2 separate regions of the Mus musculus genome follow, and region 2 is linked to region 1. Evidence: chromatin loops called from intact Hi-C (ENCODE). Cell type or tissue: left cerebral cortex. All regions are shown on one strand. Each heading gives the region's core, and the rest is flanking DNA. Links, peaks and the distances in the headings are about the cores only. Region 1 overlaps Gm36313 (a long non-coding RNA gene). Region 2 holds the start of Gm36228 (a long non-coding RNA gene).

Region 1 (9,768 bases), core at 2,065-7,064:
CAGCACCTCATGGTACCTTCTCCAAAATTGACAATATAATTGTCCACAAAATAGGCCTCAACAGATACAAGAAGATTGGAATAATTCTATGTACCCTATCAGATCACAACAGACAAAGGCTGGTCTTAATTTCCAGCAAAAACAATGGAAAACACACATACACGTGGAAAGTGAACAAAGGTCTACTCAATGATAACTTGGTCAAGGAAGAAATAAAGAAAGAAATTAGAGACTTTTTAGAATTTAATGAAAATGAAGACACATCATACCAAAACTTATAGGATACAATGAAAGTAGTGGTAAAAGGAAAACTCATAGCTCTAAGTGCCTCCAAAAAGAAACTGCAGAGAGCTTGCAATAGTAGCTTAACAGCACACCTGAAAGCTCTAGAACAAAAAGAAGCAAATATACCCAAAAGGAGTAGGGAGCCGGAGAAAATCAAACTCAGGGCTGAAATCAACCAAATAGAAACAAAAAGAAGTATACAAAGAATCAACAAAACCAAGAGCTGATTCTTTGAGAAAATCTACAAGATAGATAAACCCTTAGCCAGACTAACCAGAGACAGTATCCAAATTAATAAAATCAGAAATGAAAAGGGAGAGGTAACAACAGAAACTGTGGAAATTCAAAAAATCATCAGATCCTACTACAAAAGTTTATACTCAACTTAATTGGAAAATCTGGTGAAATGGACAGTTTTCTAGACATATGCAAGTTGCCAAAGTTAAAACAGGATCAGATATACTATTTAAACTGTCCCATGACTCTGAAAGAAATAGAAGCAGTCATTAATAGTCTCCAAACCAAAAAAAAAAAAAAAGCCCAGGATCAGATGGGTTTAGAGAATTCTATCAGGCCTTTAAAGAAGACCAATACTCTTCAAACTATTCAACAAAATAAAAACAAAAGGTATATTACCCAATTCATTCTATAAAGCCACAATTATACTTATACCTAAACCACACAAAAGCCAAATGAAGAAAGAGAACTTCAGACCAATCTCCCTTATGAACATTGATACAAAAATACTCAATGAAATTCTTGCCAACCGAATCCAAGAACACTTCAAAAATGATTATTCACCACAATCAAGTAGGCTTCATTCCAGTGATGCAGGGATGGTTTAATATACGGAAATACATCAATGTAATCCACTACATAAACAAACTCAAAGGGAAAAAAAAAACCTCATGATCATTTCATTAGATGCTGAAAAGGCACTTGCCAAAATTCAGCATCCCTTCATGTTAAAAGTCTTGAAAAGATCAGGAATTCAAGGCCCATACCAAAAGCAATATACAGCAAACCAGTAGCCAACATCAAACTAAATGGAGAGAAACTTGAGGCAATCCCACTAAAACTAGGGACTAAACAAGGCTGCCCACTTGCTCCCTATCTATTCAATATAGTACTTGAAGTCCTAGCTATAGCAATCAGACAACAAAAGGAGGTCAAAGGGATATAAATTGGAAAGGAAGAAGTCAAAATATCACAAATTGCAGATGATATGATCGTATACTTAAGTGACCCCAAAAATTCCACCAGAGAACTCCTAAAGCAGATAAACAACTTCAACAAAGCAGCTGGATATAAAATTAACTCAAACAATTCAGTGGCCTTCCTCTACACAAAGGATAAACAGGCTGAGAAAGAAATTAGGGAAATGGCACCCTTCACAATAGCCACAAATAATAATTATGTTCCTTAGTGTGACTCTAACCAAGCAAGTGAAAGATCTGTATGACAAGAACTTCAAGTCTCTGAAGAAAGAAATCAGAGATCTCAGAAGATGGAAAGATCTTCCATGCTCATGGATTGGCAGAATTAATAGAGTAAAAATGACCATTTTGCTAAAAGCAATTTACAGATTCAATGCAATTCTCATCAAAATTACAACTCAATTCTTCTTAGAGTTAGAAAGAGCAATTTGGAAATTCATTTCGAATAATAAAAAACCCAGGGAAAACTATTCTCAACAATAAAAGAACCTCTGGTGGAATCACCATCCCTGACCTCAAGCTGTACTACAGAGCAATAGTGATAAAAAAAAAAAAAAACAAATACTGCATGGTACTGGTACAACGATGGACAGGAAGATCAATGGAATAGAATTGAAGACCCAGAACTTAACCCACACACATATGGTCACAAACGAGCTAAACCCATCCAGTGGAAAAAAGACAGCATTTTTAACAAATGGTGCAGGTTCAACTGGAGGTCAGCATGTAGAAGAATGTGAACTGATCCATTCTTATCTCCTTGTACAAAGCTCAAGTCCAAGCGGATCAAGGGCCTCCATATAAAACCAGATACACTAAAACTTATAGAGGAGAAAGTGTGGAAGAACCTCAAACGTATGGACACAGGGGAAATTTTCCTGAACAGAACACCAATGGCTTGTGCTGTAAGATCAAGAATCGACAAATGGGACTTCATAAAATTGCAAAGCTTCTCTAAGGCAAAGGATACGGTCAGTAAGACAAAAAGGCAACCAACAGATTGGGGAAAGATCTTTACCAATCCTATACCTGATAGAGGGCTAATATTCAATATATACAAAACAGAAAACAAAAACAAACAAACAAACAACTCAAGAAGTTAGAGTCTAGAGAACCTCAACTGAGGAATATTGAATGGCCGAGAAGCAACTAAAGAAATGTTCAACATCCTTAGTCATCAGGGAAATGCAAATCAAAACAACCCTGAGATTCTACCTCACACCAGTGAGAATGACTAAAATCAAAACCTCAGGTGACAGCAGATGCTGGTGAGGATGTGGAGAAAGAAGAAACTCCTATTGCTGGTGGGAATGCAAGCTGGTACAATCCTCTGGCTCCAGCTGCATATGTAGGAGAGGATGGACTTATCAGGCATCAATGGAAGGAGAGGTCCTTGCTCCTATGAAGGCTCAATAGATGACCCAGTGTAGGGGAACTGAGGGCAGGGAGGTGGGAGAGGGTGGGTGGGTGGAGGAACACCTCATAGAAACAGGGGAAGGGAGGATGTGATAGGGTGTTTCCTGGAGGGAGGGATACCGGGGATAACATTTGAAATGTAAATAAAGAAAATATCCAATAATAATAATAAAAAGAACATGTATCAAGAGTTTAATTTAGCTGATTAATTAATGATATAATAGTAAGATGCTTAAAGTGGTCCAAAGAGCATTTGAGAAGCTAGGCATTAACAGATAATTTAGTAAATCAATGTTAGGATGCAATTACTGGGAGAGGAGCAAAATTGGTTAATGTCCAAAACAGCAGTGGACCACATCTTTTCAAATTATCAATATAGAAACACACACACACTCTCTTGCATGCATACACGCACTCATGCACTCATGCATGCACGCATGCACACCCAGTCCTTTACTAACTCTCTACATAATAAGTATTTTCAGTGTCTTGACACAAATCTGAAGTGGAAACTTAAGGGTTCTTTGGAAAGTCCGTTGTATTGGATGGTGTTTTGCTAGGGAAAACACATTAAGGAGTGTTTTCTTGAAATGGACATAGGTGAAAGGCTAAGACCATGTGATAAGGGATTCTTTGCTAACAACATGCATGTATTGGTCTGGCTTACATTGCATAGTTGAGCTGCATTTGTCAGTACTCCATAGAGAGAAACACCAAAAAACTTCTGGTGGTGTTCTGCGGTTTCTTACCCATTCTGCAGACTCGGGCTAATTGGCAGAGTGATGTCAGCTGAAACAGATGACTGTGTTGAGGCAAGACCCATGGAGTGATGTTTGGAGGGTGCAAAAAGGACTCCACAGATAGTGAATGAGACTGAGCTAGGCTTGCTTATATAGAGAGAGCTAGCTGTGCAATGCTTGTTGGTCTCATATGTCTTCGCTGATCTTCACTTGCTGAGAGAGGCACAAGGGAGAACTTCTCCTGTCATTCCTCCTGGTCCCTTTTGCTGACTCAAGCTGAGGCTGAGGCCTAGCTATCTGTGCTAGGTCGTGCCACTGTTGCAGGGTCGTCTTTGCTCTCCCACCTCTACTGAACTGGACCACTGGTGTTAGCGGTGAAATGTTTGTGTGTCGTGGATCAAGCTGTTGCTACTAATCTGTGAATTGGAACTGAACTGCCAATTTCCAAAGTTATACAAATCTCTCCATCAACTTTTCTGCACCAACCGAGTTCTAAAATTTTCGAGGTCACAGAAAAATTGATGTTGCAATGTCTTTGAAAGATGCCTGTCTCTTTTACCCATTTCTAAGATTGATATTTGTTCCAATGATGAATTAACATGAACTTAAGACAGTGTCTACAGCAATCACTGTTGATCATCACCAATACCACCTTGCTGTATCTTGAGATCTTTAATTATTAATTAAAAGCCATTTGCTCATTGAAGGAATGGAGACAAAATGAGGGAGGGAGAAGTTGACCACTTTCCTGTTTGTGTTAGTTTTTTGCTTTCTTTTTGAGACATGGTCTCATGCAGCCTAGCTTGGCTACCAAATTACTATGTAACAAAGAGTGAACTCTTGAGCCCCCTGCCTCCCCTCCTGATTGCTGAGATTACTTCTATGCATTTGCCACTGTACCCAGTTTTGTGGTGCTAGGACCAAACCGAGGGCTTCATGCCTCACAAAGTTCTACCAGTTGAGCCATGACCCTAGCCATTTTCTAATTCAGTCACATGTGTTATTGGACGTTGAGAAAAGAAATCACAGACCAGAGGCCTTTCTTGCAGAGGGCAGAGAAATATTTTTGAAGAAATGCTTCCCTTCTCTTTGATTCTGGAACATTATGGGCTTGGAGGTGGGAGTCAATAACTTCCGGGGACAACATTTGAAAGATCTTCAGCACTTGAGCCAAGATTGGGGCCAGTGCACTGGTGAGCTGGAGGCGGTGGGAGCAGGGGAGGGGAAGACTGGGAGCCGGGCCAGAGGCAAGCATGTGAGAAGACAGTGGAGGGAGGGTTGGGCCTGAGACCTGCAGGGTGAGCAGAGCGGGTGGAGGGGGGTGGGGGAGGGGCGGGTCGTGGGCGGGGCCTGAGGCGAGCTGCTGAGCCTGAGGCAGTGAAATTGGGGGAGCCTCTTAGCCTTTTGTGAGCCGCAGAACAAAATGTATTTGAAAGGAGCTCAAAGGGGACTGCTGAGTAAGTTTTTCCAGAGCAGAAGCTAAATGGAAATTAATTGTATGAGGCTCATTATTACGCACTTAGCACGTCCCTTTCACGTCCTTTCTTTAACGTTTTGTCCAATTATGTTGTTTAATAAATTTACAGCATATTACAACAATTCTCATGGCTTCTCTTGCAACCTTCAATCCCCCCAACTCCGTTTCCTCAAAAGGTCTTAGATTCTGCAGCTCTGGTTATTTTGCTACAATAATGTCAAGAACCCTTGTGGGTTGGCAAATCTCCTTTGTGTTTCAAGGTCTTTCCAAGGGATTATGAGCTTAAAATCTGTGTTTTCCAATTTTCATTATCAACATCAGTTGCAAGAAATAATCCTCAAGGAAGGTTGGCTAGAAGTTAACAGGCTACTTACCCCAACTGTTCTTTCCACACACTTTAGCAAAATAAACCACTAGGAATCTAATTAGAGTTTTGGACCTCCTCCCTAGACGACAATGCACATTTGTTCCCATGTGCATCGTGTGGTCTAGTGCTCACTGAGACACAAAGTTGCATCGGTAGGTTGACTGAAGTTATATAAAGAGCTGCTGTTTGGGTCTTGTTTGCTTAACCTTTTACTACAGAGAATTTCAAATACACCTAAGAATAAACAGAAGGTTCGGACAAGCTTCCATATGCAGAGAATCCAACCCCCTCTGCCACTGGTGTCCTGTCAGTTCTGTGTTCTTTCTAGCCCTATTGAGTCTGTGCTCAAACCAAGTTCAATAAATAATCATGAATCTGATACACATGAGATGTGTACATTTACATATGTGTATGTTTATATCAGACCTGTGTGTATACAAATATATTCATATATACAGGCATATGTTATTAGACAGCTAGGCAGCTTTCACCAAATGTTACATAAGAATTATAACACTGGGGCTGGAGAGATGGCTCAGTGGTTAAGAGCACTGGTTGCTCTTTCAAAGGTCCTGAATTCAATTCCCAGCAATCAAATGGTGGCTCACAACCATCTGCAATGTGATCTGACTAACACCCTCTTCTGGTGTGTCTGAAGACAACTACAGTGTACTCATATACATAAAATAAATCAATAAAAAATAGTACACAAAGCTTTAAAAAAAAGAATTATAACATTGTAATCCCTTGATAGTCAAAGTAGCCCTAGAAAAACCCTTTTATTTTCTATCTCTTCTACATTTGTTGATGATATTGCACACTCCAGACCATTCCACCCCTCCCAGGTTCTCTACTGGGGCCACCTACATGTCTAACCTACTTCTTTGGGACTATTCTATGAACTATTTGATCTTTACTAGTGAAGCTTCCTAAGGATAGTTTAAGTAACAGTTACAATTATTGCATTTCTTTGTCTTTATCTACTTACATGCATTTCTGGCACACTAGTTAATTTGGGACTGGACTCTGTCCAGCTCCAACATGGTCAGCAGGGCTCTGGCAGGCCTAGCCCTTCACCCCGTTCCCTCTGCCTTGCTACAAATTGTTAGATGACTTTCCTAAAGCTCTCTCCCAAGGTCTATTCTCTTATTTGGCCACTTCCTCCTCCAGAGGCTGACTACCAAGGTCCAGCCATCAAAGTCTTAAAGTTCAGCCCTCTTTGGCTCATCTAAATAGCATGCACAATGAAACACCTCATCCCGACATGAGATTTCCCCCTTTACCAGGCCATCTTTGTCCTCCTTTGGGACAAATACCCCTTCCTCCTATCCCTTGGTCCCTTTGCCTTATCCCTCATCCTCTATCTCTGTCCTTGCCTCTTATCCCTACCCTTTTGTCCTTGTTGAGCAAAGAAATCTCCTTTGTGGTTAGAACTTGGTCTTGGGGGGTCCTGGGCTGATACCAATCCCTTCCAATTAACATACGCCCTGTTACTTCACTGAGCTGTTGAGCTAATTCCTGGACTTGCCTCTTGTGTCTTCTGGGTCATCTCTGAACAACTGTGTGGCGGGGTATGATGAGGTCATTCAAACATGCTGCTTCTTCCTTCCTCTCCTGTCTTCCCACAGCTCAGCCTCACCGCTCACATCATCAAGCAGAAATTTCAAAGTGCTCTTTTTTTTTTCCATTAGATATTTTATTTACATTTCAAATGTTGTCCCCTTTCCTGGTTTCTCCTCTGAAACCCTCCTATCCCCTACCCCTACCCCCTGCTCACCAACCCACCCACTCTTGCTCCCCTGCCCTGGCATTCCCCTACACTGGGGCATTGAGCCTTCACAGGGCCGAGGGCCTCTCCTCCCACTGATGTGCAACAAGGCCGTCCTCTGCTACACATGTTGGTGGAGCTCTTAAAGGCGCTCCATACAGGGAAGATTGAGCTAAGGCCTGCAGGTTATCCTCTGACCTCCACGTGTGCACACTGCCGCAAGCACATGCACACAAACCCAGGCACTAAATAAATGAATATTTTAAAACTAAAAAAAAAAATCCTCTGTGTTTTGCTTCTGAATGTTTATATTTACATTTTAACACAAATGTCCATGTCTCATGGTTCAGGCCTCTAAACGCAGCTAGTCAAATGTCTAAAGCCTGGGGATTATAGGTTTTGCCTAGACTACAGAAGGAGCTCAAAGAAAGCCGTGGTAACATAGCAAGATCCTACATTAACATTAAAATGGGGGTGGGTGCCGCTATAGCCATGACAGAGCACTGGCCTAGAATGTGGGAGACTTCTGGTTCTATCGCCCAGTGCACGAATGAATGGATGGACGGATAGATAAAATTTTTCAGAATTCTCTCTCTCTCCTGTCTTTAACTTCTCCATTCTGCTTCTTTTCCTATTAAGAACAGAAATAAAGAAAAGACAACCAATTTCATTTCCACCTTAGTTTTAGCTGAAACTGCCATGAAAAGGAAGGTTTAAACAATAAACATTTCTCACGGCTCTGGCAATCGAGTTCAGGATGCCAGCAGACTCGAGCGCTTAGAGGACCTTTACTCCCATGTTTGCAAAAGAAGAAGAAACTGTATTTCGTGGTCAAATGGCTCAGGCAGAAGGATTGCTGTGGTTTACGATCAGCTTGGACTCCATAGTGAGTTCCAGTCTGGCTTGGGCTACACAGCAAGACCTTGTCTCAAAACAGAGGTTGGGGGAGACTCTGGGAGCTATTGTGTGAAGAAAGGGTTCATACTACCTTACTCTCATACTCTCCAGAGATTCTGTCTGTTGGCATCAGGACCTCAGAAACCAGTGACATCACATAGGCAACTGTGCGACCTACATACTTGTTGCCAAGATAACGGCTACCATATTCCCAGAATCCATTGGACTCACCTCCCATCTTTACCTGTGACCACGTCACCATCCATATATATAAGAGGAATTCTCTCTCTCTCTCTCTCTCTCTCTCTCCCTCTCCCTCTCCCTCTCCCTCTCCCTCTCCCTCTCTCTCTCTTTTCCCCCTTCTCTTTCTGCCACCACCTTCCTTGCCCCTCTCTCTCCCAATAAACCTCTTAACATGTAGAACTGCTTTGGCCTGGTTTGTTGTGTTCAGACGTGAGCCGCTATTCTAACACATCACTGCCTCCTTTATCATCACACTGGGGCTATCCAGTGTGTAAAAGTACACATTTTGGTACCTGACTCCCCTTTCCTTTCCATAATCAAAGGCCTCAAGATGACAAACAATTCTCACCACATCTGTCACCTCATCTCCAGGATAATCATCCATCAATTCCCAAAGGGACATCCACAATGCTGCCGGACCTCAGCAGGTCTCAGACCATGCCTGCTTGTGCTTCAGGCTGTGAGGTCCTATAGTATAACTACTCCCCTCTCTGTATACACTGCTCTCTTTCAGTTTTGCCAGTTCTAGACTTTAGACTGTCATTCTTTCTTGGCCTGTGCCCACTTCTAAAGGACTTATCACTAATTGTTATAATTTATTAACTCTTCTGTCTAATCTCCATGTTAGGGCTTAGCACAGTAGAGGGATTCAATGTATATTTGTTGAATAGATATGGTAAGGTATAATGCTTTAAGTAGCAGTCATCTATCCTTGGGTCTCCTTGCCCACAGTTCCTCTATCCCTGCAAAACCACTAGTGTTATTACACATAAAATCTGAACAAAAACAACCTCTGAGCAGTTCAAAATATAATGGTTCCTATATATAGCAGAACAAGGCTCAAAATCCCAGAGCTAAGAAATTTCTACACGCCAGCCGGTAAACATTTTAAAATATGTTTACCATTCTTAACTACCAGAGAAATGCAAATTAAAACTACCCTGAGATTCTATCTCACCGTCAGAATGGCTGCCAGGACGAAAGCCAATGTGAGGAGAGAGGAACGCGTATTAACCTTTGCTGAGAAGAAATGTGGTGCAGCCGTTGAAGGTGCAAGAATACGGAGATTAGAGGATTCTCAAAATGTAAAAATAGAAGTGCTAGATAAGCCACCCAGACTACTCCTAGACACACACACTCAAGGAGCTCTATATCTTAGTCCAGAGAGACATGTGTATCCATGGTTTCTGCTGCTCCATTCACAATAGTAAGATGTAGTAGGAAACTATAAAATCCCAGCCCAGAGTTTCTACCCCACCTTGGGTTATTGAGTTCCTGGAAGAAAGACACACTCACAGCCTTTATTTTCACAATACGCTTTGAGTAGCACAATAGCTGGGCAGCTGTCTACCCTCCAT
Region 2 (9,768 bases), core at 1,491-6,490, 180 kb before region 1:
ATATTATACTTCACCTGGTCTCCCCCATCCCAAAGAGGTATTGGGAATAGAATTCAAGAAGTTGTATTTGTGTGGCAAGCACTTTACAGACTGAATCATTTCTCTAGCTTCTGAAATTTATAGACTGTGAACTAAAAACCCTTAAGTCCATAGTGATAGCAACGAGAAGGAATGGTGTGGGGGTGGGGAAAGACCTCACCGTTCACTGTTTGAGGTCCTAAGTAAATAAACTAACACTTAGCTTTGGAGTATAGAGAACAGAGAAAGGTTTAACCCACTTTTGAGAAAGGCTGGACTTCAGGGCAACCCAAAGGGCCCAGTGGTGAACTGTCCCGAGTCAGCACCATCTTAACAACACTTCACACCTGGCTAAAATACAGACCACCAATGAACTTGTGAGGATACTTAATCAGTGACTACTGGGAAACAGGGCATCTGTGCGGGGGCCACCGTAAGCCCGGAGACTGGTTTCTGGTTGCAGTGAAGAGATCAACATGCCGCTCCACCCCAGTGGCCTCTCTTAGCATCTCTAGGTTGTCAAAGAGATCTCACCTGATACTGAAGTAACACGCACAAGGCAGAATGCATTCTAGCCTGAGGCATTTACATAGAATGGAGACTTTATATTCCATTTAAGAAATAAGCTTACCAATAGAAGAATGAAACAGATGACCTCAGAACTTGAGTTGTGATTATTTTCCTCATGGCGCACAATCTCCTAGGTAAGTCGGCGTCCCGGCTGGATCAGAGTCCTGGGGAAATAACCAGATGCAAAATATAGTCTCAAAATAGATTATGTTTCGAACAAGCCACATATACATGGTTTTTAAGACACTGAAAGGATGTTTTGAAATAAACTGGTTTATTATTATACTTAACCCCTTTAGAAAATTAGGGGAAGCCGGGCATGGTGGCACACGCCTTTAATCCCAGCACTTGGGAGGCAGAGGCAGGTAGATTTCTGAGTTCAAGGCCAGCCTGGTTTACAAAGTGAGTTCCAGGACAGCCAGGGCTATACAGAGAAACCTTGTCTCGAAAAAAACAAAAAAACAAAAAAGAAAGAAAATTAGGGGAAATACTGCTTTAGTTTCACAAGGAAAAAATGCTTTCATCTTAAAAAGAAATAACCAAAATATTAATGGTGAAATGTAATAATAACTAAAGTTTCCTTTAAAACAATGTATGACACATGCAAATTTTAGATATCTAGGACATAATTAGAAAAATATTTTTCCAGTGAGTTATTTTTTATAATAGAACACTGTATTCTTTACAGTGTATTGGAAAGCTTTCATATAGATGAGTGGTTGAGATAGAAACTAGTCAGGTAGGGCAGGGATCCCAGAGCAATAGTTCCAACTGAGAACGTCCTTGCTGGAGGCCAAGAATGTCAGGGCAGAGTTTTGGTTCCAGTTTCTCTGTCAAGTCCTAAATGAGCACCTCTGCCCGAGGCTGCGGATGACTACGTGACTGAAACTGAGCAGGGCACCTGGACACCTTGTGGTTGGGCCAACTGGACCGACCAGCTCACCTCCTTTCCCGAGCCTCTGTCTAGTTTCTACCACAAGTCCTTGAAGGAGCCCCCAGATCAGCTGCTCACTGGTATCTTACTTCTCCACCTTCTGTCCTCTCCCATCCCCTCTGATCGCTCTCCTTCTGAGATCCGCAAGCTTGGGATAGCTTTCGGCATTGTCAATTTTTCTGGAACCCTAGTTCCACAAGCAAAGCGCACCGAGATCGAAGAAAAACTCTGCCATTCTCAAAAACACCCCAGTATTTCCATATGGGTGTCTTTGGGGACTGTCCTTTGATCACCCTAAACTGTTGTTCTACCTAGCCGTGAGGAAACACTGTGCCACGGATGACAGAGTGATGTGTTTGTTTAACTAAGTGCTGTTGGAGTGTTATTATGCCTCCCCAGTGAGAAATCACTCCAAGCACTTAGAGATAAATAAAGGAAAAAAACTCTTCAATAATAGCCGCCACTAGCTCAGGCTTCTGTGTGGAAGAGAACCCACCTGAACAGAAATCCCTGTCAACTTAACGTAGCTTTGCAGTCCCAAGTTACACTTTGAGCAATTAAACATGATTTACGGAGACAGTAATTCCATGGCTCGGTTGTTTAGACAAACGGGGAGATTAATGATGCAGAAATTATCTCAGAGACTGACCTCGGCTGCCTTTCCCAGGGCAGCTGTCGGCCAGGGTCACCCTAGTCGCCTGGCAAAATGTAAGCTCTCCCTGATAAGGGAGGGCTTGATTAGTGGCTGTCAGCCAGGTTTGGGTTCTTTAAGCCGCCCAAGCCCAACAGAGACAAAGCTCCCGCAGCTGAATTGTACTTTTGTGTAACTTAGCATTTTTTAAGTGAGCTTATTGGTAAATCCTTCATAATAACACTTCATTATTTCCATTTCCCTCTTTAGTGTCACACACTGAGAAACTCGGAAGAGCAGAAAGGCACCTTCTCACAGTTTTGCAGGCAAAAAAAAAAAAAAAAAAAAAAAAAAAATCACTAGACTTGGCAGAAACTCTACCTTCTGCAGGTTGTGGAGACCATTCAATGCTTCTTCTCAGCTTCTGGGCTGTGCCAATGATTTGGGGGGGCTCCTTAGTTTATAGAAGCATCAATCACACCAATCACAGATGCCCCTGTACCAGCCATCCAGTCAGGGTTCTCTAGAGAAGCAACTTTTGGCGCGCGCATGCGCACCTGTGACTTATTAGAGCGGCTTTCAGACTGTGGTCCAGCTGGTCCAACAGTGGCTGCCCACAAAGGGGAAGTCCAAGAACCCAGTAATCCACAAGGCTGGATGTCTCAGGTGCTCTTCAGTGCATGTTGGAATTGCAAAGAAGTAGGCCCTCATAGCAGTGAAGAAATGAACTTGCCAGTGAGAGGGAGGGAAAGCAGACAAAGAGCAGAATCTTCCTTCCTTCTACCATGCCCCGTGTGACAGGCTGCCAGCAGAAGGTGTGGCCCAGGGTGAAGGTGGATCTTCTACACTCAAATGACCCAATCAAGAAAAACCCCTCACAAGTCTGCCCAGTTTCGTTAAGCTGACAACCAAGGACAGCTATCACATCTCCCTACCCTATTTGAGGGGACAGAATTTCCTATCATGCAGGTGACTCTGAACTCTCCATCTTTCTGTTTCCACCTACAATCTCTGGGGTTGCAGGCATGCTTGGCCACGCTCAGCTCAGCTCTCTTCCCACCCCACCCCCCTTCTAGAAACAGTACTGGATTGAAGCCCATCCAAATTACCTCATTTTAACTTAACTACACCCATAAAGACCCTGTCTCCAGTTAAGGCCACATTCTGCAGGCTGCGGTGGCCTGCGATTCTAGGATGCTAAGGCAGGATGAAAAGAGTTTAAGGTATCTTGGATTAGTTAGATAGTAAGACCTCGTCTCAAAACAAAACAAAATGGAGGATTGCACTCTCGAGTTCCTGGGAGCACAGCAGGACTTCAATGTACTCAAGCCGTGTCAGTGATGGAGAGAAAAGCCTGAAGCTGTGACCTCTGGAAGTCACTACCCAGAGGATGGTGTTGCATATGGGGCTCACTCCTGCTAGCTTATCACATTTCCTGAAATTGAAACACAGGTTGGGTGCTCTACTCCCAAGAAGAGCTAACAATACAATGTAGCTGGTGCTGGCCATGCTCGCACAAGCACAATGTAGCTGGCCTCCATGCACACAGGGAGCCAGGAGTGCAACCATTTCTTGCCTCTCACTGGAGCAACACATTTTTCTTTTGCCCTAAAATTCCAAGAATCCGCCAAAACTCATTCATTATATTGCACTACAAAAATACTTTCCCTATTTCTCTTGAGAGTGAGTTAGATTTCCTTAAGAAATGTCTTGATCTATCCCTTAGGACTGGGCTCCACAACTTTGCCCTTTGATTGGTAGTGGTTTTCTGTGATGGTCTCTGCCTGATGCAGTGGTGAGGTGGGGCATATGGGAGGTGTTGGTGGGAAGAAAGGGAAGGGGGACTGTTGTCATTGTATCATCTTATCAAGAATGAAATATTTTCTTTTGAAGAGAGAATTGTCTTGATTCTGAAAAGTGGCCTTTGCTCTCACCTCAACTCACAGCAGGTGATCTTCAGTCTTTTGTCTTTTTGTTTGAACAATGTTGATAATAAAAAAGAAGATAAAGTAATATTATCTAATGATTATGTCCCTCTAGTACCTGGATATGGAAACACAGTATATACATCTTCAAACTTTGTTATTAAAATGTACTGCACAAGAGGGCGCTAGATTAACATATAATAATAAGACAGCCCCACAAAAAGACCCATGCACACAAATTAACATTAGCCTACACTACCTTTGAGTCATTGTTTGTTTCACAGCTGAGAATTGGAAATATTTACTTGCTGAAGACATTCCTCATATAACTCAGTATGTTCACATCTGAGAACTGCAGTGTCTTTGAATAAATCCCCAACACACAAGTGATTTAGAAGCAAAGGCGTTTCCCTCACAGGTTGTGGGACTCCAACACTTCTCCAGCCTCTGAGGGTGGGCCAGTGACTTTCTGGCTCCTTAATGTATAGAAACACCAATCACACCAATGTGGCCTTCATCTTCACAGATGTGCCTGGGCTTGGTGAGGATTCTCTAGCGAGTCCTAGAACAATTGTGTGTGTGTGTGTGTGTGTGTGTGTGTGTGTGTGTGAGAGAGAGAGAGAGAGAGAGAGAGAGAGAGAGAGAGAGAGAGAGAGAGAGAGAGAGAGAGAGAGAGAGAGAGAATTATAGTTTATTTAGAGTTTATTTTGTATGGGTTTGTGCATGTTTGCATATATGCATGTGCTTGTGTGTATACATGCAAGTGGAGGCCAGAGGTCATCACACACACATACTACACTACACACTACATGCACATAAACACACACATGCCTGGCAAATACATGCCTATCACTCCATCTGAAATAGCAATGAGATCTTAAGTTATTAAGCCTTTTACTATCCATATAATGTGTGCTATTAAGCAATTAGAGGCAGCTGTCAAAATAAATTAAGTAAACTTTACCAGTGGTGCAGCATGCCCTTAAAAAGGTTATTCATCTCCATGGTGAATCAGTTTAAATCTGGACGAGAATTATGCGGAGTGCACACAGCATCTTGGAAGGCTTGCTCTTAACACTTCTTCCTGCAGAGATATTTATAGGTGCTTTGAGGAAGAAGAAACCAGCAAAAGTTTTAGGAATATGAACAAATGTATGGAAACATCCATGTATCATTCCAAATTTGCCTAGTTTAAGCATTTACAATACAAAGATTTGTGTTTATGTAGAGAAAGAAATTCTTAAGCTGTAAATAAAGCCCAAGAGGAAACTGGGCCACAGTGATAAATCCACTACTGTAGTCAAGTCGTCCACTGGATGATGAATTTATTTTTTATTTTTTAAATTCTAAATGTGTGTATAGTGGTGTGTGTGTGTGTGTTTGTATGGTGTGGTGTATATGTGTACACATGATGTGGTGTGTGTGTATCTTTGTATAGTGTGATGTGTATGTGTGTACATGATGTGGTGTGTGTGTATATGGTGTGGTATGTGTGTGGGTATGTTGTATGTGTGTTGTGGTGTATGTGTGTGTATAGTGTGGTGTGTGTGGTGTGGTGTGTATGTGTGTGCATGATGTGGGCTATGTGTTTGTATGGTGGTGTGTCTGTATGGTGTGGTATGTGTGTGGGTATGTTGTATGTGTGATGTGGTGTATGTTTGTATATGTGTGTGTAGTGTGGTGTGTGTGGTGTGGTGTATGTTTGTATATGTGTGTGTAGTGTGGTGTGTATGTGTGTTCATGATATGGTGTGTGTATGTTTGTCTGGTATGATATGTATGTGTGTGCATGAGGTGGTATGTATGTGTATGTGTGTGTGTGTGTGTGGTATATGAGGGGTGGTGTGTATATGGTACGATATGTGAGGGATAGTGTGTGTGTGTGTGTGTATGTGTGTGTGTGTGTGGTGTGGTGTGCATGTGGTATTTGTAGTGTGTGTATGGTATGATGTGTTGTATATGCGCACTTTGTGTATTGTATGTGTGTATGGTGTGGTATGCTGTGGTGTGGTATGTGTGCTCTGTGTGTGTATGGTGGGGTATGTGTCTGTCTGTCTGTCTGTCTGATGTGGTGTCTGTGTGTGTTGTGATGTATATATGTTTATGGTATGGTATGCGTGTATGGTGTGATGTGTGCATGTGTTTATGTGTGGTGTATGTGCATGCCACAGCATGCATGTAGATATCAGGTAGAAGGTTGTGGGGGTCAGTTCTCTCTGTCTTTCCTCCATGCAGTTCCTGGAGACTGAACTCAGGTCATCAGGTTTAGCAGCAAGAGCCTCTAACCAATGAGCTATCTTTCCAGCGCAATAACCAGGATTTTTGTATTTTTTTTTCTTTACTAACTCTTTTTCATTACACTGTGTGGATGCTGGACTAGGTGGATTTGGGTCTAAATCCCAAACCCTGAAGCCTAATTTTCTTACCTCTAAAGTAGGACTAATATTCCTACTTGGTATGTGGAAATTGCCATTTTAAATCAGATAATGTTTGCACTTTACACAGATCAAATAATAATATCCGCTGTGTTTTCAGGCTGTCTTGCTTTTGGCCTCTCTCAGCCTCCTTACATTCTGTTTTAATTGGTTTATTGAAATGTCGGCTGCCCGTCCTGTTGGATGATTTGTTGCTTTCACTCATCTCCTCTTGGTGCCTCCCTGGACCACCCCACTCATGCCCTACAGTTATTCTCACCAACCCTTGGGGGCTGCTCTGCGAGAGCCATGTAGAACAGTTAAATGCAGCGTGCACTTAGCGTTCGTAGGGTGTTCAAAGCCATACTCATTTTCTTGTGTTCATTTCAGCTCTGCGGAGGGTGCAATATCGTACTGTAACTTGTCGTATTAGGCAGAATTGTCTTGTTGTGTGTATGTGTCTGTGTAGAGGTGTTTTGCTGTATGGACGTCTGTGTACCGCTTGCATGCCTAGTGCCCTTGAAGGCCAGAAGAGAGCATTGGAGCCTCTGGAACTGGAGCTACAGTTGTAAGCTGAATGAAAGCACCGGGAATCATCCTCTGAAGGAGCAGCCAGTGCTCTGTAGCTGCAGAAGCAGTTTTTAATAAGCTATCCAGAGAATCTCCACCTCTTTTTGTTTTTTTGTTTGTTTGATTTATTTTTATGTGATCATTAGAGGTTCCATACATTTAGCTAACAATACTGTTCAGAAAAGTGGACCACACAGAGTCCTAATAGAGCAACCCTGTATTTAAGGTGTATTTGGGGGTCTGGAGAGATGGCTCAGTGGTTAAGAGCACAAATTGCTCCTCCAAAGGTCTTGAGTTCAACTCTGGGAATCCACAAGTCAGCACTTAACTGTCTGACACTATCTTCTGGTGTGCAGATGTACATACAAAGTACCCATATACGTAAAATACATAAATAAATCTTAAGGCTGCTCTCAAACTACATATTATGACTGTTTGGAAAATATGAATTTGACTACAGAAAAACTATTTTCTGTCCATTTTGAAACTATGTGTCTTTAACACTTCTGCAAGCAATCAAATCCAATTATATATATGTATATATATATATATATATATATATATATATATATGGCCTTGAACTCAGAAATCCGCCTGCCTCTGCCTCCCAAGTGCTGAGATTAAAGGCATGCACCACCACCGCCCGGCCAAATTCAATAATATTATTTTCTCAGAACGGATCTTTTTTTTTTTTAAGATTTATTTATTTATTTATTTATTTATTTATTAATTATATGTAAGTACACTATAGCTGTCTTCAGACACTCCAGAAGAGGGAGTCAGATCTTGTTAGAGATGGTTGTACGCCACCATGTGGTTGCTGGGATTTGAACTCAGGACCTTCAGAAGAGCAGTCAGTGCTCTTACCCGCTGAGCCATCTCTCCAGCTTCCCAGAACAGATTTTATAGTGTATTCTTTGTTAATTAAAAGCAGAATTCTAAACAGCAAGGAACAACTCACAGTCATTATTTTTTAACTATCTCCTTTCTCAGAGCTTCCTAAATAGAGCTGATAAACCAGTTTGTAGTCCTCTGAACTTAAAATTCTGCAGAAAATTCTGCTTCATCTACAAGGTGCCAAAAGCAGGAGCTTCATCAAGTGCAGGACTGGTCACCTTTGTTTCCGTACTGTGCTGATTCACAAGTCAAGTCCCCACTTCCTATTCACTCTCTCTCTGGACACCACGATACTGTCCTCTGGGATCCAATCCAGGCCTTGTGAGCACTGGGCAAGCACACCTCTGCTAACCTTTGTGCCTAACTCAGCCTTGAGCCTTTGCAAAGCTTGTAGAAAGCGTTCCTGATGAGAAAGATTGCTGACACAACCAGGAGGGATGCTACCGTCGACAGGGGCTCCTCTTGCTGTGTTAAATAATTTCCCATATCTTTGCCGTCCAGATCTGCCTTCTGCTGTGCAATTTCCATCACAATATAGCAGATTGGAGGTAATATTGGGTTTGCAGAGCACAGCGGGCTTGAGAACTACTGCAGTAGCAAAAAATCTCTGCTTCAGAAACCCCCTTCTGACCCTTTCGTTTTTCCTTTTAAACAAAACAAATATTACTGAACCTTATAGGGCCCCAAGCACTGCACAAGGTTCTTCTGTATGTTGCTAATTTAGTTCACACTTGGAACCTGCAAAGATCCAAAAACCACAACAGAACGAACTGTTCTGATACCATCAGAGACGGTAATTACTAGCTCAATCATTTCCATCTCTTAGGACAGTGACTACATGTTCCACTGAGCACCAAGTCTTGATTTAAAGCTATCCCCATCCACATCCAGGTTATAGTAGGATGGCATGGGTAATTTATCTATTTTTGCCTTGGTCGGGTCCAGACCAAATAAAAGCACAAATTAGTGATTTGAGGACACTGAACTGAAAGGGATGCTGTACAAAGGTGGGGACAGGGAGTTGAGAATCAATACAAATGGAGCAGCAGACAAAAGAAGGCAATGGTGCGTGGGAGGAGAGAGCTGTCATCTGTTCAGGACAAGCAGCAGGGTTGTGCTTAGCAGAGTTTCTCAGGCTGCTGTGCAGAGAGGGTCTCGGGACGGAAGATGACTTCTGTGGCAGGTGGATGAAGGCGATCTGCTGTGGACGGGCAAGACAATGACGAGTTGTCGGGTTGTGATGGTTCATATCCACAGTCAACTTGCTACGTCTAGAATCTGCTGTGACACCCACCTCAGGGCTGTCTCAGATGGTCTATTTTTTTTTTTTATACTGGTTTACAGGTTTTACTGAAGAGGGAAGGCTCACCCTGAACGTGGGTGGCATCGTGCTGATATCCTCACTGAATCAACAGGGATGGGGAGAAAATGTACTGAGCCCTCATCCTTCTCTGCTTCCTGACTGTGTGGAATGTGACAGCCACTTCATATCCCTGACAGCTTGCCGTGATGGACTACATGGCTGCAAAATGTGGGCCACAATGAATGCTGCCTTACTCTCTGTGTGTGTGTTCTAATTTTTTATTTATTTACACTCCAGTCATTGCCTCCCCTCCTAGTCCCCCTTACACAGTTCCTCATCTCATTCCTCCTCTCCCTTGCCTCTGAGAAGTTACTTTCTCTCCCACCAAGCCTCTCCCTTCCCTGGCGCCACAAGTCTCTCTTCTCCCACTGAGGCCAGACCAGGCAGTCCTCTGCTATATATGTGCCAGGGGCCTCTGACCAGCTTGTGTATGTTCCTGGTTGGTAG

What was found. Hi-C counts contacts between places; a loop is a spot of excess contacts. Peaks named below come from ENCODE experiments on the same cell type or tissue, not always from the same donor. Only the 100,000 strongest peaks of a DNase experiment are listed, where the experiment ranks them.
Region 2: it touches region 1 in a loop (2.0-fold over the local background); 3 of 42 quality-filtered maps call a loop at or near these places.

What each region holds. Positions count from the first base shown.
Region 1 is chr10:25,135,441-25,145,208 of GRCm38, forward strand. All of the region lies in intron 3 of Gm36313 (a long non-coding RNA gene), which reads right to left. Among named protein-coding and RNA genes, the nearest start is that of Gm36313, 14 kb to the right of the region's middle. In left cerebral cortex, for the core only: no CTCF peak of the experiment used is centred there; a DNase peak (open chromatin) is centred at 4,902; H3K27ac peaks cover 875 bases.
Region 2 is chr10:24,956,999-24,966,766 of GRCm38, forward strand. Gm36228 (a long non-coding RNA gene) reads right to left here and starts at 2,942. Exons shown (of 5, transcript XR_871528.3): 1 at 2,535-2,942; 2 at 650-752. In left cerebral cortex, for the core only: a CTCF peak has its summit at 4,267 (motif pointing right); DNase peaks (open chromatin) are centred at 4,349 and 5,122.